Linked DNA regions of Mus musculus: regions 1 and 3 are each linked to region 2. A link is a loop called in an ENCODE intact Hi-C map of the cell type or tissue named here. Cell type or tissue: left cerebral cortex. All regions are shown on one strand. Each heading gives the region's core, and the rest is flanking DNA. Links, peaks and the distances in the headings are about the cores only.

The links. A loop is a pair of places that touch in the nucleus more often than their neighbours do. Peaks named below come from ENCODE experiments on the same cell type or tissue, not always from the same donor. Only the 100,000 strongest peaks of a DNase experiment are listed, where the experiment ranks them.
Region 1: a loop joins it to region 2, with 2.3 times the contacts of the local background. A loop is called at or near these places in 12 of 42 quality-filtered maps.
Region 3: a loop joins it to region 2, with 3.0 times the contacts of the local background. A loop is called at or near these places in 15 of 42 quality-filtered maps.

The regions. Positions count from the first base shown.
Region 1 is chr7:51,872,394-51,883,394 of GRCm38, reverse strand. Gas2 (growth arrest specific 2) reads right to left here and starts at 4,428. Exons shown (of 8, transcript NM_008087.3): 1 at 4,025-4,428. In left cerebral cortex, for the core only: no CTCF peak of the experiment used is centred there; DNase peaks (open chromatin) are centred at 3,915, 4,072 and 6,339; H3K4me3 peaks cover 689 bases; H3K27ac peaks cover 735 bases.
Region 2 is chr7:51,967,654-51,978,654 of GRCm38, reverse strand. All of the region lies in intron 7 of Gas2 (growth arrest specific 2), which reads right to left. Among named protein-coding and RNA genes, the nearest start is that of Svip, 33 kb to the left of the region's middle. In left cerebral cortex, for the core only: a CTCF peak has its summit at 5,959 (motif pointing right); a DNase peak (open chromatin) is centred at 5,968.
Region 3 is chr7:51,855,535-51,866,535 of GRCm38, reverse strand. It overlaps Fancf (Fanconi anemia, complementation group F), which reads left to right and starts at 4,269. Exons shown (of 1, transcript NM_001115087.1): 1 at 4,269-5,959. The coding sequence starts at 4,282. The coding sequence ends at 5,313. It also overlaps a transcript of Gas2 not described here. In left cerebral cortex, for the core only: no CTCF peak of the experiment used is centred there; DNase peaks (open chromatin) are centred at 4,221 and 4,667; H3K4me3 peaks cover 1,790 bases; H3K27ac peaks cover 1,094 bases.

The DNA.
Region 1 (11,001 bases), core at 3,885-8,884, 96 kb after region 2:
AAATTATCACCACCAGAAAACATGCCAAAACAAAACATCCAATGACTTCTTTTGAAAAGAAATTCTATAACAAAATAGGATTTTCCTAAATGTCAATCATTAATATGCAAAGAGAGAAGAGAAGGAGATGTCAGCAAAGTATGAATGAACACTGCACATCACCAAAGCTCTAACATTCTCTTCATGCTGAGATCTGCACCAGAGCTTAAGTGTTTAATTTGATTTATGTTCATCAAAATGAGTAGTTTATATGGGGTTAGAGATGGTAAAAAAGAATATTGTACTTTGGTATCAGTTAAGAATCATAAGCTATTAATATGACAATATTCTGCACTCACTGAAACACACAGGTGCCTATAGCTACTACCCAAACTTCTCTGTCTCCCTTTCATCCTCCACCCCTCTCATCTCATTATAAAAAACAAAAAAAAATAAGCAAACAAACAAACAAAAACACTAAAAGCAGTAAAGCTCAAAAGATGTGCAGCCCAGGGTCCTACCTTTAGATGCAATCTTAGCTCTTGTCTACAATGTTGACCTCACTTCTAACCATTAAGGTTTTTTGTTTTGCTTTGTTTGTTTTTTGAGACAGGGTTTCTCTGTGTAGCCCTGGCTGTCCTGGAACTCACTTTGTAGACCAGGCTGGCCTCGAACTCAGAAATCCACCTGCCTCTGCCTCCCAAGTGCTGGGATTAAAGGCGTGCGCCACCATTGCCCAGCTAACCATTAAGTTTTAAGTGTTAAAGGTTCCAAACAATGCAGAAATCAAAGATTATAGGTCACTAACCATGTCTTTTAAAATTAAAAACAAAATGAATGTGTCAATCCAAAAACTCTTCCAACATCTGGCAGGAGAAATGTCATTTTGAACTAGCCTCAACTTAGGACTTTATTGTCATGTGACTTATTTTAACCAACCAGTAGCATCTCTGGAAGATATAGCTCCTCAGTCAATGTTCTGAATGCAAAATCCTTGCTGTTGCCATTTTTTCATTTTATTAAAAACAGATTTATTTGTCATACAATAAATCCTGATTACATATCCCTGTCCTCCTCCTCTTCTCAGTTACTTCCCACTTGCCCTCCTATTCACACCCACTACTTTTCTGCCTCTCATTAGAACACCGCTATTATTATTGGGTCGTATTTTAATTTGGTTTGATTCTGTAGCCCAGTCTGTGCCAACTCACTATGGAGCCATCTTGGGCTAAACTCTAAAGCGTTCCTGCCTCAGTCTCCCAGGTGCTGGCATCACATGTCTGTACCTCTATTCCAAGTTATAAATGTGAAACCTCAATTCAAGAGCCCAATCAGAAAATAAAGTCCACAATTTAAACATAAAAGCAGTCTCAGATATTGTAATAGAGCTATAACCTCTGTCGGGAACCAAATCAAAATAAATTGAAAAAGTATCAGGCAAAATAATATACAGCTTTAGTTACATAACTGGAGAATAGACTCCATAAGCCCTTAGAAAAGTTGAGAAGTGGAATTCTCAAATACTCCTAAGAGACTGGTGGCCTAGGAAGATATTTTGCCCAAAGTAATGGGGTATTCAGGCATTAAACCTCCATACCTTTCTTGTACCCAGTCTCTGTTGCTAACTCTTTAGGTATCTTTTTTACTAATAGCCAGATAATGACTTATCTTGGATAAAACAATCACACACACACACACACACACACACACACACACACACTGACACAAAACATGCACACACACATACAATTCTTTCTCAAGACAAAATATTTCTGGCAGTTCAAATTTCTTACAAGTCATTGTTATAAAAATCCTACTTAACTATTCTTCCAGACAATGAAGCACAGATTTTTAGACCTCTGCCAGATTAAGCTGAAACACAATTTGAGTAGAAAACCATCTAAAGTCATTATGTGGAAACTGTTACGGCTCACATCAAAAGTTTATATAACTCAATTTGGCAAGCACTTACTTTGTGAGAAGATTTACATATTGTTTATAACATAAACTTATATTTTAACTCAAATATAGCAATGAACTATCAGAATTCCACATTTTCTTCAGATATATATGCAACACATAAATATATTTGCGTGCAATATTATATATATGTAATGTGTGTGTGTGTGTGTGTGTGTGTGTGTGTGTGTGTGTGTGTGTGTTATGTATTTCACATAACAAAAAGGGAATAGAAACATCTCAGGTGAATTACCCTGAAAACATCTAATACATGAAGTCACCACACACCTTAGCCCACCTTGGCAGAAGATACTTCTAGTCTCCCTCCTGGTCTTTCCTCTAGTCAAACGACATTGATTGGAAAACTTGTGTGAGAGTTCAAGAAAAATTAAATAAACTGGCTCTTTTTGGGGACACAATATCAAAATCACAAAAACACAAAAATAATGGTACAATTTCTACAGAAATTTTAATCGAAACTTCCTAGAAACACACCAGATATTTTAACCAGCTCAGGTCTTCACAAGGTTCTGTGAACTGGCACAACCCTCCACTTCTGAACAATAGTTCAAAAAGGCATGTTTCTGCAGATAAAATTAAGCCCTGAAATTTTGCCACATCTTCAAACTCAAAAAGTTTAATTAGTGATTGGTATCAAGCTTGGTGCCATGCTAGAAAACTTAAGGAGAGGGGCCAATCACAAGTCCTTTGACTCTGGTGACTTCTGCCATGTAGATTTCTTTCCCAGCAAAGCATAGTCCAATGCACAAAGTAGGGTCTCACAGATAAAATGAAGAGCTGTACGTAAAGCTCAGTGGCACACAGATGAAACCCAAGCTATCTTTCCTGGTCAGAAACTTCTCAGGCAGCCCGCAGCACAGGTTCCGAGGTGCATAGGTGCACAGGCAAGGCACCGTGGCCCTGCCTTGGTTCCTCCAGCTCTTACCTTCTCTTAAGCAGTCAGAACCTGAACACCCATGTTGGAAAGGACGACCACCACACTCTCCACAGCTAGAGCAGGGCATTCCTTGAAGAAGGACTCATTGATAGAAGCCAAAGACAAGCTAGGCAAATCAGTCGGGAGCTGTAGTTACGAGCACAAAACTAAGAAGTTGTTTGGGAAAAGCAGCAATGACCACAGAGTTTGTTCTCAGCCCTGCCTCTCAGAGTCCCTTGGGACAGGTGGGAAGGAAAGGAGGACTTCCTGTGCCTGGCGGATGCTCCCAACCTGTCTGAGCCTTTATTTAACACCATGAGGCCAAATGAGTGTCCCTCTGAACACAGGATCTTATTTCCTTTACATAAAATCTCCTATGAACAAATCATCAAACTTTGTTAAGAGAGGTTTAGGGTGGTGGGTAGGGAGTCGATAAAAACAAAGATGAAGATAAAGAAAATGGAAAAAGCAAAGACTGTAATTTAAAAATAGTAATTGGTAGAAAAAACCCACCCCACCTCTATGTGTATTAGAATACAGAAAACAGAATGTTAGGCGCTGAGTTTGCTCTCATTCTAATCCCACACTAGGAACTCACTCGGGATGTCTGGACCAAGTCAATTCTTTAGAGTTGATATAATTTAATTTTCCAGTGTAATTAATACAAAAAATTAATAAGTTGGCTCCTTTGCTCCCTAAACAGTTTCAGACTCCAGTCATATCAGGCTAGGCTAAAACAAGACACCAGGTCGAAATACAAAATTCTAGATAAATTTAACGTTTGTTCACACACAAATGAAGGTTCAACTCTACCCAATTCTTTCACCAAAACAGTCACCCCAAATTGCATCACAACCTCTCCTTCCTCTGCCCCCATTAAGTCAAAAGGTCAGGAAGTGTGAATAAGACCGCCAAGCTCCCAGTGTCCCCTCCCCCCATAACCGCAGAGCATGCATAGCGTTACAGGCTCGCTTGAGCATCACGCATGTGTACATTTACGTCCAAACGCTAATGAGGCTTCCTCACTTCCGCCCCTGGTTGGCTGAGCGGTCCCAGAGGGCTTCTTGTACTGCTCAACAATAGGGATGGAAGGGTGGAAGCTGTTTCTTGGGTACCAGGAGGTCCCCCACTACAGTGAGCACGGCTCACCCTTCCTGGTGGTGCTGGTGATGCTGCTGCTGCTGCTGCTGCTGCTGCTGCTGCGGGTGTTGCTTCCAGGTCCCTCCCCCGCTCCTGACTGCAGTAGAAGCTGGGCTCCCCTCCTGGCTGCGTGCTCACCCAGCCAGCTGCTCCCTGCGACTCAGCTCAGCAGCACCCGCGCTCTGGTGTGTACCCCTGAGGCTCCTCCAGATGCGGGTCCTGTGGCCCTGGCTCCCCACAGCCCAGCAGCACGGTGGCGGCAGCTGTGGCCGCACCGCCCCTCTTCATACTTCTGTGATGGCTCCTCTTGGTGCTGTTTGGGAAAATGATTTTAAGCCCTCACGCCAGAAACAGCTTTCCTACATTTCATCAGTCCACACGGACCAAGAGGAAGTAAAACGCTTACTTTTTTTTTTCCCCCTTGCTGGACAGCAAATGTGGTTGACACTGATTTACCCTTCAAATGGGAGAGATTGTATTACAAGCCCTTGGCAGCAATTCCGAGTTGGGGCCAAGCTCCAGCCCCTTGCCTGTCCCCCAAACACTAAGCTAAGACAGAGGGGTGGGGAGCTGGGAGGATATCATATTTAACTTCAGGAGTTTTAACAGTCAATGACTTTAGCACAATGTTAAAATTGGGTGTTGGAAAGTTTTTCTTTCCTGACCTGTGAGTTTGCACACTCAGTGGCATGAGCTTTCTAGTAACTTGGGCCAGTGTTCATTACAAATAGAAGAATGTGATGTCTTAAAATTCTGTTTAAATATCATAGTTTAGAAGGGCTATCTGCACCCAGGGCTTTTTCTACTTTAGGAAGGAAATGTGATTGTGCCCTTCCTTCTCTCAGGCATAGTTCAGTGTTGTGTTGAACATCACAGACAATTCACCCCAACTGCTTGTGTCAAGTTATGAAATTTAAAATGAAAAGCTTTGCAAGAAGTGGACAGATGTTGGACTGTCTGGTTCACCTCTGAAGGACAGAAGCCTCTAGCTGAGTGTTGGGTTTCAACTTCCCAGAGTCTGCTTCAAGGGATCTCCTTGTGTATGTCTGCATCTAGCCTGCTTGACTGCAGTACACAGGTACTCGCTGATCCCTAGATACTAGGTTAAAATGGAATGAATCTTGGGAAGAGAAACCCATTGGTACTGTAAACTTTATATGCCCCAGTACAGGGGAACACCAGGGCCAAGAAGTGGGAGTGGGTTGGTAGGGGAGCAGGGCTGGGGGAGGGTATAGGGAACTTTCGGGATAGCATTTGAAATGTAAATAAAGAAAATATCTAAGAAAAAGAAAAAGGAAAAAAAAAAGGAATAAGTCATACTCACATCTCTTACCAGAGAACAACAAAACCAACAAAATATACCCACAAATCTACAACAGCAAAGAAAGGCAGACCACGTTACCTGCCAGTGAAAGTGCATTCCACATTTATTATTGTTGCCATCTGGAGGGTTACTTGCTCTAAAATATTCAGAAATGGTACCAATTATTTGCATCCAGTGACAGTGCAAACAAAAAGAGAAAGACAATGGAAAGACTTAGGCTAGTCATGCTTTTCATTTCTGTTATATTTCCTATTGCAACTGTTGGCTCCAGAGTTCCCCTTAGCATACCCAAAGGAGAAAAGGATCATTCCTCAAATTGAAAATGAACAGTATCTAAAACTGACCTACATAAAGAACAGGAAAGAAAGGGAGGGAGGGAGGGAGGGAGGGAGGGAGGGAGGGAGGGAGGGAGGGAGGGAGGGAGGGAAAAGAGAACAGACAAAACTTGGTGAACTGGCACGCATAACCATGAGGAAGATCATTTCTCAGTTTGACCTGGTTTTAATTTTCATAGAACTCTCCTCCACAAGGCATTTTGAATTTCTGAACCTGCGCACTTTACAAAAACCTTTATATTCTTAGTAATTTTGTACCGTCAAAACATCATCATCATCATCCAAAGACTTAAAATATGTTTTCCAGGAGATATCCCGGGAGTTCAAAGAGTTTACCACCTTGGACTTTAAAAAGCTTACTTATATTTTATCTTCCCTTAGATAAAAATAGGTCTCATTATTCATTACTTCCATTATAAATAGGGAGTTGAGATGTTTTTGCTGACTTGAGGAGAAATGCTAAAGAAATAAAAGGAGGCTTTTGAGGGCAGTGAAGCAGCCCAATCACACACACTCACACCTCCCCATGGTCCAGCCTTCCCATTTCTAAGCTTTAAATTATGCAGCATGCCAGTCTCTGCCCTTCAAGGCAGATCTAGTATAAAAATACAAGAAGCAACGGGGAACTTATATTTTCTTCCTTGCATTCTTTACAGTTGAGCTAAATATTCTTTTGGTGATGAAAATAGAGCACAGGAGTTCCAAAGATGCATTTTGGAGGCTAGCTGTGGTTGTTGTTTCCCTTTTATTGTAGATAATTTTTTTCTCTGACAATATATATTCATTAGAGTCTCCCCTCCCTCTGCTTCTTGTAGTTCTTCCGCATCTACCCTCCCATCCAAATGCACCCTTCCTGTCTCTCACTCCAAAACAGGCTTCTCAGGGACTATAATATAAATCATCACATCAGAATAGGGCAAACTAAACAGACAGAAAGAAACAAGCCCAAGAAAGTGGTTTAAAAATCAGAGACCCGCTCGTTCACATTCAAGAACCTTATAGAAACAGTAAACTGAAAGCCATAGTATACACACAAAGGACCTGTATGTTATAGAGAGAAGAAAATATGGCAAAAAATAGTTTTTAAAAAAGAAAAGCTGACATGACACCAGCTCAACTTCACCACATTTAGTGAGTTGTGTAAGTGTTGTCTTAAGCAATGGAGCCTTGCCATCAATTTGTAGAGAGCCATCTTGTCAACAGTATAGGTTGCATAAGGGTTCCCATGGGACCCTTTTGGCCAACAGCTCAAATAGATGTAATCCAATCCCAGTGCTGGAAGCTTTGTTTGATGAAAAGAGATGGCAATTTGGGGCTCTGTTTCCCCCATTATTTGAGGATTTCATTTAGATAACCTTCATATGTATATATTTTAGGACATCTCTACTGTATTATATTTCCAAACTACCCCTCAAATGGCCCTTAATTTTAGCTTTCTCTTCTGGTATTCCTTCCCTCTTTTCTCTCTTCCCTCCACCTCTGCACTTAATCTTTCCAGTCTCCCACCCTATCCATCCATGACTATCTGTTCTATTTCCCTTTCCTAGAGAGTTGTATCTGCCCCACTCCCCTGATTCCCTTACTGTATATCCAATCTCTGTTCCATAGATTATTTGCAGGTTATCACTGACTTAACAACTAATATCCACATATAAGGGAATATATGCCATATTTGTTTTCCTGAGTCTGGATCACCTCCCTCAGGATAATTTGTTCTAGCCCCATCAAGTTACATGTTGTCTTAGCAAGTGTTTCCATTGCTATGAAGGTATAGCATAACCAAGGTAATCTTATAAAGGGAAACATCTTATTTGGGTTGGCTTATAGTTTCAGAGGTTCAGTCTACTGTCATCATGGTGGGACACACAGCAACATGCAGGTAGACATAGTACTAAAAGAGCGGAGAGTTCTACATCTTGCTCCAAGGGCAGCCAAGAGGAGGCTCTTATCGGAACTGGGCAGAGCTTAAGCCTCAAAGCTCACCCCCACAGTGACACACCTACTCCAACAAGGCTACACTTTCTAATAGTGCTACTTCCCATGGGCCAAGCATTTTCAAACCAACGTACAAGTGAATCCCATGATCTCATTTTTTAATGGTTGTAATACTCTATTTTGTAAATATAACACATGTCCCTGTCAATTCTTCCACATTCTTACAAGCAAAAGTCACTTGTTTTATGAACCTTAGCTATTCTGATGGGTGTGAGATAAAATATCACAGTAGTTTTGCATTTTCATGGTGAATGAGAATGTTGAACATTTCTTTAAGTGTTTCTCAGGCATTTGAGATTCTTCTATTGAGAATTCTGTTTAGAAGTATAGCCCACTTTTTAGCTGGTTATTTACTGTCTTGATATCTAGTTTTTTAAGTTCTTTAAATAATTTGGATTATAGCCATTTATCAGAAGTGTAGTTGGTAAAAATCTTTCCCCATTCTGTAGGCTGCCTCTTTGTTCAAATGACAGTGTCCTTTGCTCTGCAGCTTTTCAGGTTCATGAGCCATTTATTGTTGATCTCAGTACCTGTGCTAATGGTGTTCCATCCAGAAAGCCTTCACCTGTGCCAATGAGTTCAAAGTTACTCCCCACTTTCTACTCTATCAGATTCACTGTATATCCATCTATGTTAAGGCTTTGGTCCATTTGGAGTTGAGGTTTGTGAAAGGTGTTAAGTATGGATCCATTTGGATTGTTCTATATGCAGCCATGCAGTTTACCTAGCACCACTTGTCGAAGATGTTATCTTTTCATTCCATTGTGTATTTCTGGCTTCTTCATATAAAATCAGGTGTCCATAGGTGAGTGGATTTATATCTGGGTCTCCAATTCAATTCCACTGGTCACAGTGACTGTTTTAATGTCAATACCATACTGTATCTATTGTTATAACTCTATAGTACAATTTGCAATTGGGGATGTTGATACATCAAGCAGTTCTTTTACTATTCATGATTGTTTTAACTATCCTGGGTATTGTGTTTCCATATGAAACTGAAATTTTCCCATTCAAAATGTACAAAGAAATTTGTTCAAATTTTGATGGGGATTTCAATGAATCTGTAGACTGCCTTGCTAGGTTATCCAATTTTACTATGTTAATCCTCCCATCCCATGAGCATAGAAGATCTTTCCATCTTCTGTTATCTTCTCCAAATTCTTTCTTCAATGTCTTAAAGTTTTATCATACAAGTCTTTCACTGGCTTGGTTAGGTACCCCAAGTTATTTTATACCACTTGAGTCTATTGTAAAAGGTGTTAGTTCCCTGATTTCTTTCTTAATCTATTTGTCATTTGTAGGCTACTGATTTCTGTGAGTTAATTTAGTATATAGTTACTTTGCTGGAAGTGTTTTATCAGCTGTGGAAATTTCCTGAGAGAATTTTTTAAGGGTCATTTTTGTATTCTATCATGCTATCTACAAATAAAGATACTTTGACATCTTCCTTTCCAATTTTTATCACTTGGTAAACTTCAGTGGTCTTAGTTGTTCTCACTAAGACTTCAAGTACTATATTGAAAAAGTATGGAGAGAGTAGACAACCTCGCCTTGTTCCTGATTTTAATGAAATTTCTTTGAGTTTCTCTCCATTTATGTTGATATTTGCTATAGGCTTGCTACAAACTGTCTTTATTATGTTGAGTATATCTCTTGTATCTCTAATCTCTTCAGGGATTTTATGATGATGGGGTACCTGAATTTATCAGAGGGCTTTTCTGCATCTACAGAGACATTCATGTGGTTTCCATCTTGCAATTTGTTTATGTGCTGGGTTACATATAGTGATCTATGTATACTGAACTATCCCTGTATCTATAGGACAAAGCCTACTTGATCATAGTAGATGTTCTTTATGGTGTGTTCTTGGATATCTTTTACAAGTGTTTCATTGAGTATTTTTGTATCCATGTTCATGAGGAAATTGGTTTGTAATTCTTTCTTTGTTGGGTCTTTATATGGTTTAGGTATCAAGGCAACTATGGCCTCAAAAAATGAATTGGGCAATGTCCCTTATGTCCTTCTGTTTCTACTTTGAGGAATAATTTGAGGAGTACTAGCATTAACACTTCTTTGGAAGTTGTATGGAATTCTGTGCTAAAATCACCTGGCCCTGGCTTTTTTGTGGGGGATAGGGCTGCTAATTGCTGCTTCTATAATTTAAGCAGACTTTTAAATTATTTGTGTGATCTTAATTTAACTTTGGTAAGTGGGTATCCATTTAGAAAACTATCCATTTCTTTTAGATTTTTCTAAATTGTTAGAGTAGAGCTTTTTAAAATATGTCTTTTTTCTCAGTGTCTGTTGTTATCTCCCATTTCTGATTTTGCTAATTTGGATATTCTATCTCGATCTTTTAGTTAATTTGGATAACTTTTCCCATCTTAATAATTTTCTCAAAGAAAAAACACTCTGCCACCTTAACACAACCTTGGACCACATGAAAAGAGCACTTCAATTAAGAATTTGTCTAGATCAGGCTGGCCTGTGGGCATGTCTCTGGGGGAGTGTCTTGATTTAACAATGTGGAAAGACTCAACCTATGTGGACATCAACTTTCCCTAAGAAGGCAATACTGGACTGTGTAAAAGTTAAAAAATTGAACTACACACAAGCAAACAAGAATCTATACATTTGTTTCTTTTTCTTCTTGTCTGCAGATGTCATGTGAACAGCTACTAGAATTGCTGCCTTAACTTCCCCTCAATAATAAGATAGTAAGCTAGATTTGTAAGCCAGATAAACTTTTTCATGCCCTAAGCTGCTTTTCATCAGTATTTTATCACAGCAGCAAAAATAAAACTGGACCAAATGGCAAACAGTAGTTTTTCTTTATTTGCTTGGGTGTTTGTGTTTCTCAAAATGAGTATTTTCTTTATATATTTCAGTTACTCACTGGGAATGTTTCCAAAGATAACCTTCTATTCAACTCAAATTCTTTATCATAGGAAGCCAGAGTCCAGTGATGGAAATGTAACCTATCTGGGTGGAAGGGGAATGAAGCAATTGTCTCACTTAAGGAGATCAAAAATATCTAATTATGACCTTGATATTTTACTCCATTGAAAACAACCAAGACAGATTTAAAGAATTCTCCACTACAATTTTTGTTTTTATATTATCATAGAAACAGGAAAATATCTGTAACAGTGGGTGTTTCCTGAGTTACTAAATTTTTCACATCATCCCTAACATGAAGTATCCATTTTCTTAACTGAGTAGAGTAACCAATTATATGCCTCGTTGCCCCCCCCCCCCCATCTGTGTGCTACCTTCCTCTTTTCTGTCCCCCATCCCTACTCGCTTCAATGGAAATAATAACTATTGAC
Region 2 (11,001 bases), core at 3,420-8,419:
CACAAGACCAATAAGATTGGCTAAACCTAAAAACCTACTTCAAGGAATTTGTTGAATGCCCACTGGTATTTTCTATAATTCTTGTGTAAAAATAAACTTTATGGTATCAGTTCGATGCCCCTTTGCATAATTTTAGCTCAGCTGATATGAATGCAGATCTGCTTTCAATAACATACATCAGGCACGCATCGTGATTGTTGTGAAAAAACTAAGATGAAAGGATGGATGTCTTAAGGTACTGGGAGGTAGAGCTCTTACAAGCAGGATCTATCTTTAGGAAGAGAGACCATAAAAGTTGTGCTTTAATTTTAACTAAATCTCTCTATGGAAAATTTCTAAAAGATCTGGAGAAGTCTGACTTGTATGATTGTATTCTTCCTTCTTTAGACTTAATTACAGGTCAGGACATAATACACGCTCAGAATTATCATAAAAGCAGTTCCCATGTGTGCTAACAGCACATCTTCTGGTTCTACACCTCTCCCAATCCTTGGCTGTTCACTTTCCTATAGTCTCAGTCCCTGAAGAGGGAAACTGAAAGGCTTTCTAACCACCCTTCAGGTGAAGATACCAGTACTTTAGGCAATAGAAATCTGAGCCAAGCACCCAAGCTCTGCAGAAGTGATCACAAACCCAGGATGCAGGCATTAGAAGCAAAGAACCCTGTGAATCACACAATCTCCCAAGACATAGCTGTGGAGGTACCTAGGCATCCCTAACTCCCAAGATACCAATCAAGTCCTAAAATCAACAAGTCCATTGCTGTGTGTTGCCCATCTCATTCATGAAGATGAAATATTTGGTGCTCCAGTGCCCTCTGACAGTCCCTAGTTAATTCTTCTGGTAGAGTAGGATGTGTCAAGAGACAAACCAGTTTCCAGAGGGGCCTTGTGTCAGAGTGAATCAGAGAGAACAGACAATCCCTCACCGAGGATGAGTAGAAAAAGGGGGTGGAAGAGCACCATAGGCTATGTACACTTGACCTTAATTTCCTCTGCAGACTAGAGGATACACTTTGTGAGAACAGTTGTTTTGTTTTTCTGTTTAGTTTCCCCACCCCCTTGGTAATCACTAACATTCGCTGTACTTGGGTGGGAAAACATCTCCAGTTCATATCAAACAAGGTGTTTTTGGTATTCACTCAGTAGAGACAGTGTTTACAGCAATGGTTCTCAACTTTCCTAATGTTATGACCCTTTAATACAGATCCTAATGTTGTGGTTACCCCCAAACATAAAATTATTTTTGTTGCTACTTCATAACCATAAATTTTGCTACTGTTATGAATCACAATATAAATTTCTGATATGCAGAATTATTTCTACTGACCCCTGTGAAAGGGTCATTTGAACCCAATGGGGTCATGACCCACAGGTTGAGAACCACTGGTTTAGACTATGATGGAGTTTTTCTATTATTACTTCCCTATTTTGTTCTCTATCCATGATGGTGTGACATAGAACTTGTTATGTTAGGCTTGCTGGAACCTCTTAGTCATCTTAGCAGATGAATCTCAGCAAATGAATCTAAACTGATTCTCAGTATTAAAAGTCAGAATCAACATCAAGTTTAGGAAATCAGGGAGCTATGATGTGATGGTTAAGAGCCTATGTGGGAGTAGAAGACAAAAGACACATGGAAGTTCAAAACTACTTGTGAGAAGATTTTAAGGTGGAATGCCACTCTGAGATTGGGACTGAAGGAGAGTTCCAGAAACCTGAGCATGCATGGTTGGAGTTATTAGCCTGATGAGTAGCCTAGCAAGCTTTGACTCTGAAGAGGACAAAGTGAATCCTTTAGATGATGCTGAATGAAAACTTTCTATGACATACTTGGCTCTTTACACCAAATAATCTAGAAGGATGCTACTTATAGATCTACTTTATCCTTCAGAAAAGAGGTTCCAAAGTCCATAGTCCGCCACACACCACCATATATGACTGAGCTGAGGAGAGTGACTGGAAGTGAAAGACATAAACTATCTGAGTTTGAAAGTACATTAGATATCAATTCAAATCTGCCCCCTTGAAGCTGAGAGTAAGGAGTGCTTATTGGGTAACATTCACAAGTTGGCTTTTCAATAGAGTCTATAACCCCAGAGCAGCTGGGTCTTACCTTTATTGAGCAATATGGTAGCTATCAATTGGCCAGGACCTAAGGTCTACCTTTTCACAATTAGGTTCTGAAGAAATTAAGAAGACAGTGATGGCGATTACTATGATAGTGATGATGACAAAGGAAATTAAGATGGTGATGATGATGGTGACAATTATGAATGTATGATCATGGTGATGGTTATAATGGTGGTAATGCTGCTGCTGCTAACTGCTAAAGTTACAGGCTAGTATTTTCTCTGCGTTTCACAATGTGTCCTAGATACTATGAGTCCCTCTCACAGCAGCTTTATAGCTTACTCAGATTGACAAAATAGTGTTGGGTCCATATTACATTTTAGTATAAAATGTGTGTTATTCTACATTATCATGTTAAAAAATGTTTCAGGAAAATTCACTTAAGTAACATAGCCCTTATTTTGATCTATCAGAAATGTGTACAGTGTACACATCCTGCAGAATATCAATTGGTTTGCACTGAGAGTCAGTTGTTGTTTTAATCAGACCTGATGTCTTTGAGCCCAAGCATCCTTGCCATTGGTGAAATACACGTGCACAATACTTCATAGCTCGGACCCCCTATTTCTCTAAGCTCAAGACCAAGAAAATTACAACTTCAAGAGGAGACTACCATATAAAAATGACTCCTGATGATATTGTGGTTTTGACTTGACAATACAGTATAGTGAGCTAAAAATAAACCTCCATGCTTACCACCCCCCTTATCTTCAGCTATGAGTCCAGACCACCAATTACGATTTGCTTTCTATTGAGATTTCCAATTCAAACCTACAAGTAGTTGAAGGGATCACCAGAGGAGCCCTCCTACAGAAACAATGGCAACACAGCCCCAGGAGAAGGGCTCAACACTAAGCATTTTTTCCTTCTGACAGAAAACTTTCAAAAGAGAAATGACAGACAGCTCTTGCTAGAGATTTTAATTAAACCTCAAATGAGAAATTCTAGATCAGGCCAAGTGGCAGCTGCACTGATGTGACCTGCCGCAACAGCAGCATGAGGATCTGTGCCAGAAAATACTGGGTGAAAGGGGCCATGGTGCCCTTGTGTGCCATTTAATCCAGCTCTCTACAAAGGGTAGTTCTGAAGAGCCTTCAGAGAGATCTTATGCCTCTATAACTAGTGCAGAATTCAAAGCGAGCTGCACCTGGTTGCTTAGTGACACCGAGTGTGGACCACAGGGTGTTTTAGTGCGGGGCTAGGGGTGGTTCCCTTATTTATCACAGGACAACAGGCTCTGCTGCTCTGCCCTTCGGTTTTTGCTGCAGTTATTAAGCAAGACTCCCTTTAGTACTGCGTAGGAACTAGCTATCTATGTAAATGCCATAGAGACATTTCCCTCATAGAGGCATTTGGGAAACTGCCTGTTTCCACAAAGGTTCAGGGGAGATGTGTTATTTCCCTCCACTCTGCCACACTCTCCCCTCAGGCTCTGGCAGGTCCCACAGGTCAAAACAAAGTTAATTCCATATGAACATAGTTTAGTCTTGACCCTGCCACTTACAGATCTCTAGACAGATCTGTTCGTTTCCCAGGTTTTCATATGGAAATCTATCTAGTTTGACAGAGACTCTGTAAGATCAAGTGCCCTAAACTGCAGTACCTTAAAAATCATGAGACATTAAGTAAGCATACATTTTTATGAGAATTCTTTTATTATTTCTCAATATTGCTTACTATTTCATTAATACATTCTTTAAAAGCTATATATACAGTGTTTAAAAGCTCATATACTCTTTAAAAGATGGTTAACTGAATTTAATCAAGTCCAAGTTACAATTAAGTTGCTTGTAAGAGATTACATTTTACCCTAAAAATACACTATTCCTTATTAAAACCATTCTTGACTGGTATCTTTCCTATATAAATTCCCCAAAATAGCAAAACAGGACATAAATAAATAAATAAATAAATAAATAAATAAATAAATAAATAGCACTCATGGAGCAAAAGAGTTGGTTCATGGGTTAAGAACCTGTACTGCTCTTACAAAGGACCCAAGTTTTTTTTCCAAGTCCTCTAGTTCAGTGGTTCACAACTCCCTGTAACTTCAGCTTCAGAGGAATATGACCCCTCTAGTTTCTGAGGGCACTCCACTCACACACACACAAACACATGCACACATATATACATAAAATTAAAAATAAATAACATCTATAAAAATAATGTTCAAAGGAAAATGGTTTGAACATTAGTAACTCTTATTCTTTTCATTTCTATCACCCATCATAGATTCAAAGCCCTAACCCCAGTGTTGAGATAATGTTTGCTGACCTGCCACATGGTCACTCCTGGTACCTAGCCACTATGGTATGTTCTCTGGTTCCCTGGTAAAGACCAGCCTGCTCCTGGCATCATTTTTTTTTCCTCCACATGCAGAACAAAGCCTACTTTCTACTTTTAAAAATCTCCTATGAAGTTAGATATGGTCACAGGATTTAGTTACAGTAGATTAGATGTAATCAGAAAGTGAAGTGACATTTTTAGAACCTCCCTTCAGGGTCCACATCTATTCCTCAGCTTCCATCTTTCTTCCTAAACACAGAGACATTTGGTCTAAACATGCTCTTGAGTCCCACCACCTCTGCAGAGTGCTGAGAGAGAGAGAAACTAAGTCCCTGCATCCTCTGAGGAACAGTGTCAAATATAAACTCCATGAGCAAAAAGTACAGTTTTCCTTCTCTAAGTCCCTACCACTTTATTTATAGCTGTCAACCTTGACCCTAGTCAGTGGCATGCCTGCTGAACTTTCAAAAGTCTCTATTTCATCAAGGACATCTGTTTGTTTTTGCACAACACATTTAATATATGATTATGAGTCAGTGTGGTACAAAAGCTAGGGATGAGGGGAGGAGCCTTGCCCTACAACAGAGCATTCACTAGTGAATGGAATACATTGAGGGGATGCATTGTAATAAAAGATAAATGGAGCCTTGAGGTCTGTAATGCTGAAGAACAAGACCACAGACGATTAATTGCAGCGTCACAAATGTCTTCAACGAGAAGAGTGATGTATCTGCTACAGGTAACCCTGAGACAGTGCGTGCTCCAACAAAGCCCACCCAAGAGAAACTGAGGCTTGTTGGAGGAGTGCCAAGTTGAAATAATGATAGCTACAATAGAAGCAATGCTGCTGAGACTGGTGTCAGTGAGTTGGCAGACAAAGGAGACCCCCTGCAGGAAGAGGAGCTGGCACCCCCAAGGCCCTTCACCTGGACACAGCACAGTGTGCTGGGTGGACTCACAGCCCACTCGGCTAGGGCTGAGCCAGGGTGTGCAGGTCGAATTCTCAGTCTTCTCTGCCTCCCCATCACCTCCTCAATCAAGGGGGTGGACACGAAGGAAAATGTGCATCAGGGTGTGGGACCGAAAGCATTCTGGAGCTAATTTTTCAGAATCTTCTTGTGGGTGAGGAGAAAGAATTTGTACCCACACCATAGAATAAAACTGTTCTCTAAATCTAGGGTGGTTTGCTCTTTATAGCGCCAAAGGGAAAAAAAATACTCAAGTGAAAAGCAGATAACCCTTAATGGGACCATTGTCTCCCCTAGTTTATATAATGAACAGACCGGTCGGAAACATGCAAGTCATCTTGCCCAACAGAGCAGGCTTTGTCCCTGCCTCTAACATCACTTGGTTACAAAAATAAGCATATTTACCCTCTTCAATAGAAGCTGCCTGCTCAGAATTTCTTCTCGTTGTTTTCCTAAGGACTATGCATGCATTTAACAGAACAAACAGGCCAAGCAGCAATACTTTCACTGAGCTCCTTGGTCCAGGGAAGAAACTAAAAACGGCCCATGAATGGGTGTAAATGCTCAAGAGGCCACTAGAGGGCAGCATCACTCCTAAAGCTAAGATTTCTAACCGCTATGCATGCCTCAGTTGGTGGCATTTTCCAGACATGCTCAAACACAAGCTACAAATATTCTAGCTTCAGCCCTCAGATAAGCCAATTTCAATCTTCATTTTTCTTCTTACATCTGAGCTGCTCCTTGTCTTCTGTTCTCAAAGCAAGCCCGTCCTCAGCAAGCCCCTACCCAGCAGACCAACAGTCCTCCTCAGGCTCACCCACTGAGGAAAGGAGGTCTTACTAGGAGCCCATTTCTAACTGTTCCTAATACTCCCTTTGACCTGATCAGAACCTTAGATTACCTTCTGTGTTTGCTCCCTCGGATGCATTTCTGTTAGAAGAGAACCCCTCAAAGGCTGGGGCCCTGTCTTGTCGCAGCTCAGTTCTTAAGAACCAGATTAATTTGTAGATTGCTGTTGAATGGGTAGATGATCAGACCTCTGGAAAAAACTGTCACAGTTCTCAACAGAGATGAGCCACAGGCAGACTGAAGAGCTTGATCAGGGTCGTGCATCAAACAATAGAATAAACATGTGGTGCAGAAATCTGCTTTACACAATGCACATGCATTTATGTGTGTGTGGGGGGGGGGGGTGCACCATACGCACACCATGGCAAACTTGGGAGTTAGAGGAGAACACTTAAGAGTCGGGTCCTCCTCTATCATCTAAGTGTTAGGGACTGAACTTAGGTCATCAGCCTTGGTGACAAGCACCTTTGCCTGTTCAGTCATCTTGCCAGCCCCTGAGCAGGTTATTTTCTATAAACTTAATCATTCTTTCCAACTCTGATGTAATCCACACGTCAGAATGCTACTTCTTTGGCTTGACATCAAGATTCTCCACATTGATCCCCAATCTTTTTTTCTTGTTGTAATTTGTTTTCTCCAAACAAACGTTTAATTCTGACCCTACTGTGTGTTATAACTTTGGTGGGATATTAACTTGATGGTGTTGTTTGGTGTTTCTCAGCATAGTCAGGTTAAGGTCCCTGGGAGTCAATACCAACGGCCTTCTAAGAGGGACAGAGACAAAGTGACATGCATGTGAACTTCCTGATGTCAGGTGACACTCTGTACTACCAAAGGTGACCCCTCCCTGTTGCGCCTCCAGAATTATGAGCGAAAGCAAATGAGGCTGTTGTCATTAGAACCAACCTCCTCGGTGACAGTGCATCATCCACAGACAACGGACCGAGCCCTAGCACCTTCTCTGAATTCTCTCTAGAGTATCACCAAACTGGCCCACCATCATTCAAACTTCTGCTCTGCTCCCCCAGCCTTTGGTGTTGCTTGAGTTTGTCCTAGTTCTAGGACACACATGCTTCGACACCCTCTAAAAGTTCTCTCCCGAAAACCCAAGATACCTATAGGATTTTGAACCTTTTTTGTGGAAGGGGTTCTGATGAATGGTCTATCCTTTGGTCTTAGTCATCTAAATACATTAGTATCCATAATGTGTCAAGTCTATTGTAAGTACTCCACAAATTTTGTCAAGAGAGGTGATGAGTGTAGTTCAACTCAGCCAGGCACCTTTACTTTCTGTCTTATTTTCTCTCTGTTCATCTTGGGTTTCCTCCAGATGGATCTAAGTGATCTAAAGTCAAGGAACTTATTCAGCTCCTTACACAATGGAGATCTCTATTGCCTGCATACTTTAACCACATGATGCAAACACTGGACATTGTTGTTAAATGCAAACCCTGATCTTTCCTTGTGGCTCAGCACGTAACAACAACTGCACCCACAACAGATCTAACCCTACATATATCATCAGGGACATTTATGAATTTTAGGAGTACATCCTTCCTTTTCATTAGCTAATGTGTTATACATGCCCAAGCTAGGCTGGACTGATGCACTGTAAAATGTAGCCACTACTCTGACCTCTTCTAGAATCTATAATGATATAATAATCATGATGTATCAACTATAGGAGAACAACAAATGAGGCAACCAGGAAGAAAACCAGATCAATTTCTGTCCACGGGTCCAGCATGATGTCAGAGTAGAGAGAAGAGACATTGCGGTGAAGGTCACATGTTCTCAGTGCTGAGTGAAAGCCCCTCATTTGGTAAGCACTGTGTAATACAAGGTAAACCTGGATAGTGATGACAGGCTGAAGAGAGGGAGATTTTCAACATCCTCTTTACTTACAGAACAACATTTCCAGGTGTCATAGTTCCTACTGTCTCCTAGTTCTGTAGTCTCTAACTTTCCTACCTTTACCTACATTTTAAAGGAAAAGTAGATGGGCAATGGTGACAAAAGTTCTTTCCTCATGTAGCGAAATCGCTGACCTCCAACCAGTGATCCCCAGTCCTCTAAGCCGCCTATCAGAGAGACTCAAAGACCTCCAGATCACCCAATTAGAGCATTTCATATACCTCCAAACCACCCAGTCAGAGCACCCTCAGACCACCAAACCACTCAATCAGAGTGGCACAAAGACACCCAAACTACCCAATCAGAGATAAAGACATCCAAACCATCCAATTAGAGAAGCCAACACACCTCCAAATTACCCAATCAGAGTGGATATGGTTGATTCCGCTATTCCTCGGTCTTTTTTCTTTCTAGCATTTAAGATGGCATTGCAGTGATCTATGTCAGCACATAGAAAACTATGTATAGCCACAGGACCAATCTAGTCCACCATGCTGTACATAAAGTATTATTATAACACAGTCATGTTAACTGATTACCTATTATAGTTAAAGCAAGAGAATGGAGTAGTTGTGACAGAAACTATGTGCTTTAAGTTGTAAATCATTATATCTAAACTCTTACACTTGGCCATCCATCTGGGTGTTGTGTCTTTCTCCCACTCTTGGGACACAAAGACACACCTTGTTCACTACCCTGTTCATGACACCTATGCCAGCCACTTGGTAGGTGGAGAATATCCACAGGTTATGAAGAACTTGCAGACTTCATAAGAGAAAAATGTATTAACTTGTATGCAAAGCTCTCAACTCAGCCACACATCTGGAACCACTGCTTCTGGGCATGTGTGTAATGAACTCATGCTGAGAAATTTGTAAATGTCTGGAGAATACTCCAGAGAGGATTTTTGGCACAAGGTACAGTTTTAATATAAATGCCACAGGCTCACTGTGGGGCTTAGAGGGGGCAGAGCAGCACATTTTTTATAGCCCTATTATGCTAAGCAAAAAGCATGCTAAATCACCAGGCAAACTGGGACTGTGGGATATGGGCAGCATCTGGAGAATTAGAACTTGGAGTAAGAAATGTCTGAAAACTTGTTGATAAGGAACACCACTCTGTGCTTCTTGTTAACTTATTTGACCTTATTTGATACTACCCAGAGATTAAAAAAAAAAGTAACTACCGTTAAAAGGCATAAAGATATCGTTCTCTGGAATTTTTTTTTTAGTTTCTGTGAGTAGTCAGCAAATCTATTTTGTATAAAATTCTCACCAAAGCAACTCCTTATTTACAAGTAGAAATCACAATGTACTGGAACCAGCCAGTTACAGCAACTGAGCAGATGGATGCAGGAGTGGCCAATGCCAGGATGCTATATTTCAGCTATTGTTGAAGGCGCAAAGATGGCCTCAGTGGTTCACGTTAGATAACTTCCCTGGCCTCCATGTTCCCACATTAAAGAATTCCCATATTTAAGGGGAAGGCTGAACTTATGGGGCTCTGATGCCTATTATATTTTGTGTATGTATACATGGGCAGGGGCATGAAAAGATAAGAGGACAAGCAGTTGGTTCCTTTGTTGCACTTGGTCTGGGAGGTTGAACTCAGGTTGTCAGCTGAAACTCAGGTCATTATTCTTGGCAGCAAGCATGTATACCTGCTGAGCCATCTTGCTGGCCCCTATAAATGGAACTTTGATCACTAGAAGGACTTTGGTAAGTGGCCACAGTTTAAATGCACACATTCCCCAGCCCAATATGGTTGGCTAACATTTCTCCTACCTTCACACTTATGGTTTCTTCTCTGCAATGTAACCAGACTGATGGACAATGTCATCTATTCATGATTTTTTTTATTCTATAAGCTTCTCTAAAATCTCCGTATGATTTCAAGAGAAAGTCAATGTTCTTATGGCAGAGCAAGCCCTTTGTGACCCCCATCCCCATCCCATGTGCGTCTACCTGGCTCTTATAACCCTTCCACACGGCTTCTCACCACCCTTCCTCCTCTGTGCTCTGTGCTCATGACTGCCCTTCAACAGTCTTGATAGTGTCTGATTGTATCTTTATTTTCCTTATTCCATCTTCTCTGATCCTGATGGTGTTTCTCTACATGACCTCTCCAACTCTTATGGGAATGTTTTTTTCTGTCCTCTGATAGCCATCTGCTTTTTTCTTGAGCATCTTTCTAGGCTTTATCTTTTTTCTAATGGCCTTTCTTGATTCATGATAAAAGCTCTTCTGGGACACCCACCAAAAATCTAACCTCAAGAAATGCATCACATAAAAGATTAATGAAGATACAGCTCAAGTTTAACTTTGGGATGTGATGCTGATGTCTCCCCCAAGGAAACATTGGTTCCTAAAGTCAATGTGCCAAATACCATCATAAGCACTGCCCCAGGTACTGCAAATGTGGGTCTCTAAGATAAATATTAAGATATTCTCCTATGGAATCATTCCCTTACAATACTTCTTGTATTAAATATCTTATAATAAAATAAGAATATATATTGTTATGTAAGTCATTCATTTAAAAAAAGTCAGAGCAATGCAAAGATAAACCACAGCAGTGACTAATTAGCCATCAGAGAATGCAGCAGAGATCTGAAGAATCACATGAGGCACAGAAAACGGACCATTAATGTGCTTGGCAAAACATGTCTGGGCAGAAAACCACAGAGACCAGGCCAACTCACACTGTATCAGCTCAGTGGGCGGTTGCTCCTCGAGCCTTATACAGATGTGCTGAGTTCAGGGTGTCCAAACAGAAGGGATAATGCTGAGCCAGGGCACGGGATGCAAGCAGCACATGGGTGGAGTGAGTTCAATCTGTGGCAAGGAACCTAA
Region 3 (11,001 bases), core at 2,310-7,309, 110 kb after region 2:
ATATGTACACACTTTTCAATTTCTATTTGCTTAGCATACACAGACACACACACACACACACAGACACACACACACAAATCTCTTAGGACATTTTGCATTATATGTCTGGAACTTTCAGCCATCCAGAAAAAAAAGAAGGCTGAGAAATAATGAAAAAAATGTGCCTAAAGAATCCACATAAAAGTTTTGGGAGACTTGAAAATGGGAACAGCAGACACTTAAAAGTTATTGAACCAGAAACAAAAACTCCTTCCTGGCAGGTGCTCATACATCAACATACAAAAATGAAGGCATGCAAACAGTGTCATATATCTACATGAAAGCTATCTTCTAATTCAAAATAAAACAGCTCATTTCCTTTCTTACTGAAGGGGGAAAACAAAAGAAGGGGAAGGGAGGGGAAGGGAGAAGAACAGAGGGGAGGGGAGGGGAGGGGAGGGGAGGGGAGGGGAGGGGAGGGGAGAAAGGGAGAAAGGGAGAAAGGGAGAAAGGGAGAAAAGGGGAGAAAAAGGGAGAAAGGGGGAGAAAAAGGAGGGAAAGGGGAGAAAAGGAGAGAAAGGGGGAGAAAAGGAAGAAAAAGGGAGAAAGGAAGAAAAGAAAGAAAAGAAAGAAGAAAGGAAGCAAAGAAGGAAGGAAAGAGAAAGAAAGAAAAGAAAGTCAGACAAACAGACAAGTTATTAATTATAAAAGAAATAATTATAAACTGCAGAAGGTATTTTAAAGTCTTCACCATCCGGGCCCCTGTTCCGACACCTCCACCATGCCACACTGTTAACAGAATGCTTTGTTCACCTCTAGTTAATTACATTATGGGATGATTTCACATCACCTGTCATATACTTGCTGTAATGATGACTTCTGTCACAGACTGGCAGCTCATATGTCAATGTTAGGTATTTCAGAATACATTCATTAAAGTACTCATCACTAGCTAGATGAATGTGGAGGGAAAATGTTATGACTCATGAACTCACATGACTTATAAAAATGACTGAGAATTTGAGCAATTGACTCTGTTGAGGTCTTGTCAGAAAATAAGGGCAGACTCATGAGAGGTTTTGAACATAAACAAACAGAAGAACATGTATAAAATCTGGGCAAGGCAAAAGCAGTCAGTAAGTATGACCCCACATGCAGGAAGTCCAGAGGGCTGCTAGGGGGAACATCGTGCAGAACAGATGCAGAAAGAAGATGCCTCAGCCTTAGAAGACAGAGCCTGCCTTTGGTCCCCCTGCTTGTTTGCTAAGGCCTCATACTGATTACTTCAGCAGAAAATCAAAGGGCAAGGGCAAGGAGCTAACATGATGATGAGCTATCCTCTGCTCAGGACAGTGGGGAAAGAGAAGAAAACACATTAATGAAGGAGAGGGCAAGTGGATAATTTTCCCCCTTTCTATTTACAAAAGCCTAGGTCAGATAATAGGAAACACAATGCACTTTCCATTACCATGCAGTGTGGCTTCTGGCTTGTGTTTGAGCAATGTTTCCAGTCTTTTCACATCCAGGCAAAAGATACTCCAGTAAAGAACATTTGAGAGGCACATATAAAACGCTAGGTTTAAAGGGAAAAAACCGCTCTCACTGGTCCGATTACTACTGCAACATTTACTTTCCTGTTGCTGTAACAAGATACCATGACCAACACACCCTTGTCTATGGTTTCAGACGGATAGAATCCATCATAGCAAGGGCTACTTTAGCTACGTACATTTAAATTAAATAAATTTGAAAAACCCCACAAGATTGACAAAAGCAATTAGAAATATATAAGGTATTTATAAGCAGATTCAGATTAAGGACTGTTCAACGTTTCTTCCTGACAAAGAAACTCTCTCATAAGCATGCCTGGTGTTCAGCTTAGACTAATTACTGACTTTAGAGTAAGATTTTTTTTTCTGAATACTGTAGGCCTTAATGACTATAGTGAATTCCTCTGGCCACTTCTGAACTTATTTTATTTAGTAGAGGATGTTATATAGAGAGGCTTACAGCTGGATTCCTAGACTAGTTAGTAAATTAAGACAGGGTTTCATTAACTGGTTCAGTTAACATTTTCTGGCCCTGAGGGTGGAGCTGACTGCTATCCCAAAGTACAAGTTAACTTTTTGATGCTATGATAAAACATCATGACCAAGGCAACTTATAGCAGGTTTTATTTATGCTTACGGTTGAGGGTTCTAGGAGAGCAAGAGTCCATCACAGCAGGGGCTGGGCAAGGCAGCAGAGGAAGGAAGCTAAGAGTTGGCATGCTCACCTGCAAACATGAAACAGAAAAGGATGAAACTGGAAGTAGTTGATGTTCTAAGCTCTCGAAGCCTAACCTAAGGCCACACCTTCTCAAACAGTGTTACCAACTAGGGTATTCAAACACCAAAGCCAATGGAGGACATCTTACTGAAAACACCACAGAGTACATATTGAAAGTCAGCAACAAAAACCTACCCCAGTATGTCACATATATGGCTTCCATCTTCTCTAGAGTCCTGAGGGAAGCTCTTGGTGAAAGTATCTTATGTTAGTTGTTTATGTTGCTCATTCCTGTGTTTGAATGAAATGCTATTTTAATAAAAGTTTGCTAACACTGGGCTTCCATTTTCTGTTCTTATTTACTACATATTGGGGATTTGCAGAGTGTGACCAGCAGGTGGAAGGTTGATCCTGGCATTCTCAGCATACAGTATTCACATATTACACTGACATTTTAACTTGTGTGATTCCTCTCACGTGATTTTCCACTATCCTCTGATGGTGCAAGTATTTGTGCAGCCTAAATCAAAGATCAGTCCATATAGCCTTTCAGTGCTCTCCTATCCATTTCCAATTGGTCTTTAAAATCACCATACCTGGCACTTTAAAATTACACAAAATCTGATTTGAATTACACTTACATGGGTTGGGAATCCTCCCAATGTCTGCCTCAAGTGCATAGGTTTCTTGAAATTAAAGTGTTTATCATCTTTCAGCCTCTACATAGATTGTTCCAAATTAAATGGAAAACTGGTTCGAAATCCAAAGTGCATTCTTCTGATGGGAAACTGTCGGAGGGATGCATAGCTACTTAATAAAAGATGGCTACTGTGAAACAAATAATTACTCACTGTGGTACTGAGATTTAACATAATATTGGTTTTGAAAAGGTGAGCACTGGTGAAGTTTCTCTGAACTGTCCCAGCCACTTGGAAATGAAGCTGTTTTGGACTTCTTTCTCACCCTGGATTAGATCTGGTTTTCACTCTGGTGGCTTAAGACTTATTAACGGTTCCCATGGCCTTGAAGCATTTCCAGGTGTATTCTTTGGGCATTCAGTTGAAAGGAAGGTTTAATGGGGCTTTCCCTAACATCTAAGATCTAGTGACTCTTATTTTTGTCTACCGCATTATGAAGTTGAAGTCTCTCTAAGGAACATTAGTGTTTCCTGTGGGACAGGGAAGCTTTAACTACATTTATCTCAACTGCGCCAGTCCTGTCCTTCACTGGCTATCACATCACGTGACTTAGTATTTAGTAAGTGGATGAACCAGTGACCTCTGTAATTCCTAATAGCTACCACCTGAAACTTTAAAACCCATCACACAGACTAAAATAAAATCACAAGGCCAAACACTATAGTCTGGGCTAATGGCTAAAAACTAAACAAAACTGGCTTAACTATATGTTCTGATAAGAATGCCCAGAACTATTCAGAGTCTAGCATAAATGTGTAGATTAATTTTGAGCTTAAACTTTCATTTATTGCATGGCTAGTAAGCCTCAGGATAGTGCTGCCAGTCACTAGGTTAGTCGAGGCAGGACTGCAAACTGAAAGGCTGCTTGCACAATTCAGTGATAGGTTTCCTCAGAATCAGTAAACAATATAAATAAGGAAAAAGGAAAAAAGCCCGGGAACTCACAGCACAGCGTGTGAGGGTCCTGGTTCCACAAGTACCAGGGAAACGGGCCATTTAAGAGCTTTGAGTTCGCAAGCAGATCACATCCGCACTGCTAATAATGATGAACATGGGTCCCCTTTCGGGGAAGCGCCTAAATGTCTACCACTGGCATTTTTAAAACAAAAGAGCACATAAAATCCTAGCGCTCAAACTCGCACTCACGCGTCCTCTCCCAGACCCAGAGTAAAAGCTTGGGACTTTGCCCTAGTTCATTTTCAGCGCCAATGTGCCCCGGAAACCATGGTGCGAGACTGACACGGCCGTCGTCCAATGGCACAGCACGCTGAGGCGGGCGCTCACGCTCATGTCCAATCGGCTCGCGCCTCGGGATGTCAGGGCGGAAGCGGCCGCCATGGAGCCGCTTGTGCAGCAAACCGAGCGATTCTCCGAGCTGTTGGCCGTGTCGTGTGGGTCGCTGGTGAGCACGTGGGACGCCGAAAAGGTGCGCAGGGCGCTGCAGTGGGCGCGTTATCTGCTCCACGTGTACCGACGCTTCGCGGGCCGCGGCCGCGTGCGGGAGGCGCTCGAGAGGCGGCTCCCCGCGCGGGGAGGGCCGCTCGGGCTGCGCAGCTTCGCGGCGCTGGAGTCCGGGGACGCGCGGCTCGCCCTCCGCCTGCTGCGGAACCGCGCGCTCGCGCCCGCCGCCGCCCGCGCGCTGCCGAGCTTGCTGTTCCCGGGCCCCGCCGCGGACCACCGAGACGACGTGCCGCAGTCGCGCCTGGTCCTCCTGGCGCGCCGCGGAAGCGCGCTGCGCCTGCTGTGCCGCCTCGGCGGGGACGCGCCCAGGAGCGCGCTGCTGCGCACGCACGCGGAGCTGCTGGACGCGCGCCTGCACGAGCTGGGCGGGGCCGACTCCGCGGCCGCGCGCAAACTCCTGGACACGTTGTGGACGCGCGGGCCGCGGGAGCACGTGCTCGACGTGACTGCCGAAGCGCTGCTGCTACGCGAGGAAGACCCGGAGCCAGCCCAGGCCACGGACCCTGCGGGTGCGGATGAGACACAGAAACTACTGCGCTGGCTTCTCGAAAGTCCCGAGGTATTGGCCGCTTTTTGCCGCCATCTGCCAGCCAAGCGCCTGGCCTCCGTGGCGGGCTGCCACCACGCACTGTCTCGCGCCTACCTGGACCTGCTCACAACGTGGGCCACGCGGCTGCACTATGATCTGCAAAAGGGTGCCTGGGTCCCTACACAGATGGAGGACATGCCCTGGGAAGAGCTGTGCCTAAGGCTGCAGAGCTTGTGCCATGCCCAGCCATTTCTGCAGGAAGAGGTGCTGGTGACCCTAAGGTCCCGCAAAGCCTTGGATGGAGATTTCGAGGTTCCTGGGATGAGCATCTGGACAGACCTCCTGGTGGTGCTTGAGTGTGGGATCGTGCTAGAGTAGATTCTCAGTTCCCAGGCTGGGCATCTGGACAGACCCTGTCCCATAGAGGGAATAACAAGCATACTTCTCACCAAAGCCTCTATGCACAGCATCCTGCTACTTCTTGACTATGCAGTTTACAAATTGTCAGTGTTCTCCCCAATTCCCTATATACATGCTCCCAAAACCTAATTATTCAGGGGCCAATTTTAAATGGTTCATAATATAAATATATATAATATGCACAATATCTATAAATTTATATATTATATAATATGTATTATATAGAGATTGTTTTTGTTCTGGTAATGGACCCAGGACCCTGCCTATGTTAGTGTTCACCACTGAGCTACATCATTAATCGTGAAAGAATTCTTAAAGCCATCGAATTTTCAGCTTGTTTCGTATAAAGCTAATTTGTAAGAATACTAAAACTAGATTCACCCTAAAAAGAAAAGGCAGCTTTACGTTTTCCAAGAAGGGTACTTTTGTATGATTTACTTGGTTCCTAACACTCTTCAGTAGTACAAAGTTTTATTCAACCAGCAACATGTGGTAGCATCATGTTAACTTCAAAGCTGACTGGGCTAGAGTTAGAGCCCTAAACTTGCTTTCTTTTACCTGTTTACCAACCTATGTGTGCATTAAAATTGCATTGCTCAGAAAATTTTGTTCTTTGTACAAGTCACTACTCTGAAATTCAAAATAACAGCAAATAGTTTAAAGCATTTCTTGAGTACCCACTTAAGTGTTTAGAGCACAGTAAGTGTAAACATACCCCTTTGGGTTATATGATGAAGGGATCTAGTAAGTTAAGAGAATCGAGACCACTTCTGCCATTTATCAAGTTAATAGCCCTAACCTGGGGTCATCAGGTGTTTAAATGTCTGATTCTGGTTTTCCTCATGTTTGCTGGATGGAGACTATTTTGAGTATTCTCTGACTAAGAACCCAACTTTATTCTAGGGAGGCAGAGGCAGGCACATCTCTGAGTTCAAGACCAACCTAGTCTACAAAGCAAGTTCCAGGACAGCCAGGGCTACACAAAGAGAAAAGCTGTCTCAAAAAAACAAAACAACTTTGTCTGCTCAAGTGTTTTAAACTTAATAATAAATGCTTTTGTTAATAATTTGCTAAGTAAATTTCCAGGGTTCAACACACTTTCTCCATGGTAAATGCCCATAACTCACAAAATTAATTTCTAATTTTAGAAATAGAGCAAAAGGACATATAGTGCAAAATTTTGATTCTGATTTAGGACACAAGTCTAAACAACGAATACAGTTATCTGAAGAGAGCAGTATCATTTCTTTTGCTCCTGTGATCAAATCCCTTTTTCTAGCCCTGATCTGTGTGAACCGTCTTTCACATCTGCTGTATTCTGACTTGGATTCTTTGTGCAGTTATACACGAGCGACAGCTGGGTCTTGCTGTCTTGCTTCTGTTTTGTTGTTTTAGGGTCTCACTCTAACCCAGGTTGATCTGGAACTCCCTGTCTGCCCAGGCCAGCCTCAGACTCGTAGGGGATCCTCCTTCCTCGGGTTCCTAAATGGTGAGATTTTAGGTATGAGCTGGCACGTACAGCTAACTTCTGTGGTTCAGCTTCGGTGGTTTGAAGTTTTAATCCCGATGCCTTTCACAGCTCATTTTCTGCTGTTTTACTTTTGTTTGCTTGAAGCCAAACCAACGTTTCGTATAGTAAAGGACATCTTTTCCTTAAACTTTTATCACTTCCATTTCAGTGAGTTTGTGAGTTCTGTGGTTGTGTTTCTGTTCATTTACTTAGTAGATTTTGTTTATCTTGTTTTGTTTTTAGGATTCTTTGGGGAAATATCTCATGGTGAGAAACATCTTAATGAGTATCTGCAAAAGTCCATCTGGTTCGTGTGTGAAGGTGGTTTTGCTTTGTGCATGATTTTCCGTTATCATTCAGGAGTGTCAGTTCACTTGTCTCCTTTTCCTTGTTGAGAAAGAAGGGCCTCCTTGCACTGCAGTGCCTTTGTAAGTGGTCTTGTTCCTATCTTCAAGTGACTGATCTTTTGTTCAACATTTGCATCCCCACCGTTTCCGCCATACTCCTGATGTTCCTAATCTCTCCTGTGACTGGCTGGGCCTATACTCGAAGGTTTATGCTGCTCACACCCTAAAGCTCTTTCCTGGCTGTCTCCATATTAGTTTGCTGCTATGGAAACGGTTGGTATCTTATGTCCTGTTTCCCAGGACTGATAATCTGCCCCATGTTTTACCTGTAGTGACTAGCTAGCCTTGGGAATAAACTTTCTAAATCCCTCAGCAGTTTAGTATATCTGTGACACTGCTTTGGGCCACCTTGTGAATAAGTAGAAGTAGGTAGGACCCACATCAGAATCTTTCTTTTAATAGGCTGAAGCCAGTGTGCTGCAGTAAGTTACCTGGGTCCATAGCTGAAAAGGGTGAAGAGACCTTCCTAGAGTCTATGAGGGAAAAATATGCTTTTCTTTCTATACGCCTCAGTTTTTAGTCAAATGATTATTTTTAGAAGTGGGTATCTATGTAATATTAACAGTGCCTGTGATACTAAGTAGTATTGGCAAGGTTTGGTAATGCAAGGCCTTAATATATAAATTTAATATCACTTGTCCAAATTTTTATTTGACCTCCTTCCTCTCAAATCTGCCCATCATGTATACATATATATGTGACATCTCATATGCTTTTTTATGATTCCAGGATTAATTTCTAGCAAATTTTTATTTTAGATTTATCAAAACAAAACAAAAAGAATGCATATGTGCGTCTGTATGAGGATGTTTGCATGTGAGTATAAATTCCCTTTGGAGGCTAAAGGGGAGTTATAATTAGCTGTGAACTGTCCAATGTAGGCCCTCTGCAAGAGCTACCGCTCATTGGTTCTCTAGAGTCAGCGTTGCATTTCAGAGTCCGAGGTGCCTTAAGAGGAGAGCAAATCCCACGCTGTTGATGGGACTTTGTTTCTTTGTGTGTTTCACAGTATTTCTCTTTGACTTTTGCTTTCTTTTTGTTTTGAGTTGATTTTCTTGGGTTGTAATCTTGGTTGTCTGCTTGATTTGATCTGTAATCAATTAAGAGACAAGCCTCTGGACAGATCTGTGAAGGTATTAGCTAGAAAGATTAACTCAAAGAGAAGACCCCCCCCCCAGCCCCCATATCCTTCCAACTGCCTGGGTATATGCAAGTCAGCAAGAAAAACAATTGCTCTTCGCTGGCTTCCCTGACTTGCTCATGAGTGCATATAGTTTGTATGTGTGTCTCTCTCTGAGAATATGCTCAGTGGGGAAGAAGACCACTTCTAACTTGTTTCTCCTAGAGTAGCTAGGACCCCAGACTGCAACTGACACACGTAAGGAACCAGTTGCTCTGCTGGCATAAATGGAAATAGAGCATCATCACTGGGGCATCTGTCCAAGAAGTGCAAACCACTTTAGGAATAATTTAAGTAGGATTGATCTGAACAAGAATCAAGTCCCAATACATGGTGACTTTCTCAGATTTCAGCCCGGCAGCCTTAAGAGCTTGCCAGAGTTACTTTATACCTCAGAGTTGAATCAGTGTTCATCCATGTCATGATTATGTCTGAGGGTAGCCTGGGCTACATAGTGAGTTCAAACCACTAAGAGATGAGTTCCAAGCTGGTCTGAGCTACACACACAATCCAGGCTAGCCTGGCCCACAGTATACAGTCCCTAGCTTCTCCCAAAAAAGGATTTTGTTGCTGAGGGTTAAAGTGTACTTTTCTTGCTGTCACATTTTTTTATGCTGCTGCTGTACGCCAGAGTTCAAAAGTAGAAACAGGTTATAAACAGAATACCCACTCTTCCTAAAAACTGGATACACAATATTCATTATTGACACAACTTAATTGATGTAAACACTCTAGGAAGCAAACATTGATTTTTCTCAGGAATTAATTGGAAATGATCAATTACTCTATCAGAATAGTGGCACCACCTCATTAATCAGACGCTCATTGTCCTGGTAGGCTAAGGATGCCCTTTTGACTTAGGAATATGCTAGCCCTAAGGGAAAGAGCTGAAATCATTACAGTGATGGCCGTCTCCAGCTGTCTCTGGGAGCGTCATTGTTCTTAATACTGAGGTTGGGGTTTGACTTAAAAGGAGCTCACCATGTCTGAAAGTCCTATTGTGGCTCTATCCTTTTACACAGGGAGTGATATGAAACCCAACCTGAGATAAGTTCCATACACAATGACTGTCATGTCCAAAGGAAACCTCAGTTCTCCAAAATCCAAAAGTCTGTCCAAATAGAAAAAAAAAAAAGACTTATTTTAGCAGATGGGAACTGTTATCACCAGTTCATTAGAAATATTGGCTTTTCCCCAACCACCAAAAATCTTCCTATATTCTAGGTTTGAAATCATTTCTAAATATACGGGCTGCCTTTTGGAGTTTAGTGAATCAGGGTTTCCTATGGACCTCACTGTGACCACAGGGTATAGGTCTAGTGTGAAAACTGAGTTTGCATTTTATATTTACGTAGAACTTACGTAATACATACACATAACACACACTGCATTTCTGTATAATACAAGGTTCTGACAAAGTCTGAACACTCATGGTAACCTAGAACCTAGGATTTCCTCTGAAATTGACTACCACAATTCATACTAAAAGAGAACGTGTTCCAAAGACACATTCATCTCTGTGTTCATAATATCCATACCTTATGATACCATATTCAAGTGGCAAATATTTACTCATCTGGCAAGCACTCTCACTGTGTTGTGATTTGATGTTCTAAACATTATTAACGTCCAATCTTCATAATAAACCATCTTTGGTTTTGAAGTGATCTTGCTGGGTTGCACAGGATGACCTTGATCTCAGGGCTGCTTGGCCCAGTCTCCTCAGCAGCAGGGATTACAGATGTGCGCTGCCATGCCTTGTTTATGATGTATATGTATGTATGTTATGAGCCAAGTATATTTTAAAGACTCTATAGAGAAAGCAGAATGCAAAGAACAGGTTTGTTTTAGGTCAATACTGGGCCTGTTAATTCCAGTGCCTGCTCCATGATCTCTCAGATGGTTGTTGAAATATTCATTACTTCACTGAGCATTTGACATAATATCAATAATTTTGGTAAAATATTCTGTGGGAGGTAATGCATATACTTAGAGTATTGACACAGTACCCACAGGGATATAAGCTTGTGAGCTGTTAGTTTTCAGTGAAGATAGATGCAATGTCAGGAGAAAATGGCCAGATTTCTTTACAAGTCCCAGACATATTCAGTACCTTAAAAACCTCTGATGTTCTTTTTTTTTTTTTTTCCATTTTTTATTAGGTATTTAACTCATTTACATTTCCAATGCTATACCAAAAGTCCCCCATATCCACCCACCCCCACTCCCCTGATGTTCTTTTTAAAGTAGACCTCACAGATGACCCCAGCCAGACTCTGTAGGACCCTGAACAAAAATCAAGGCAAGTACAAGAAAGAGGTTTGTTGGGAGCAGAGTGGCTGGTAGGAGAGGAAGGAAAGTTGGAGACGGTGTAGAATCCACAATGCACATGTATGAAATTGTAAAATAACAAAATCTACCCAAAATGATAACTGAATTTGACTCTGCACCTAAGCTTTAAATATGTTAATGATTAAAATTTAAAATAGCAAACCATGTAGATCATGAGTGGTTTTATCATCTCATCTGTAAGTAAAGAAATCTCATAA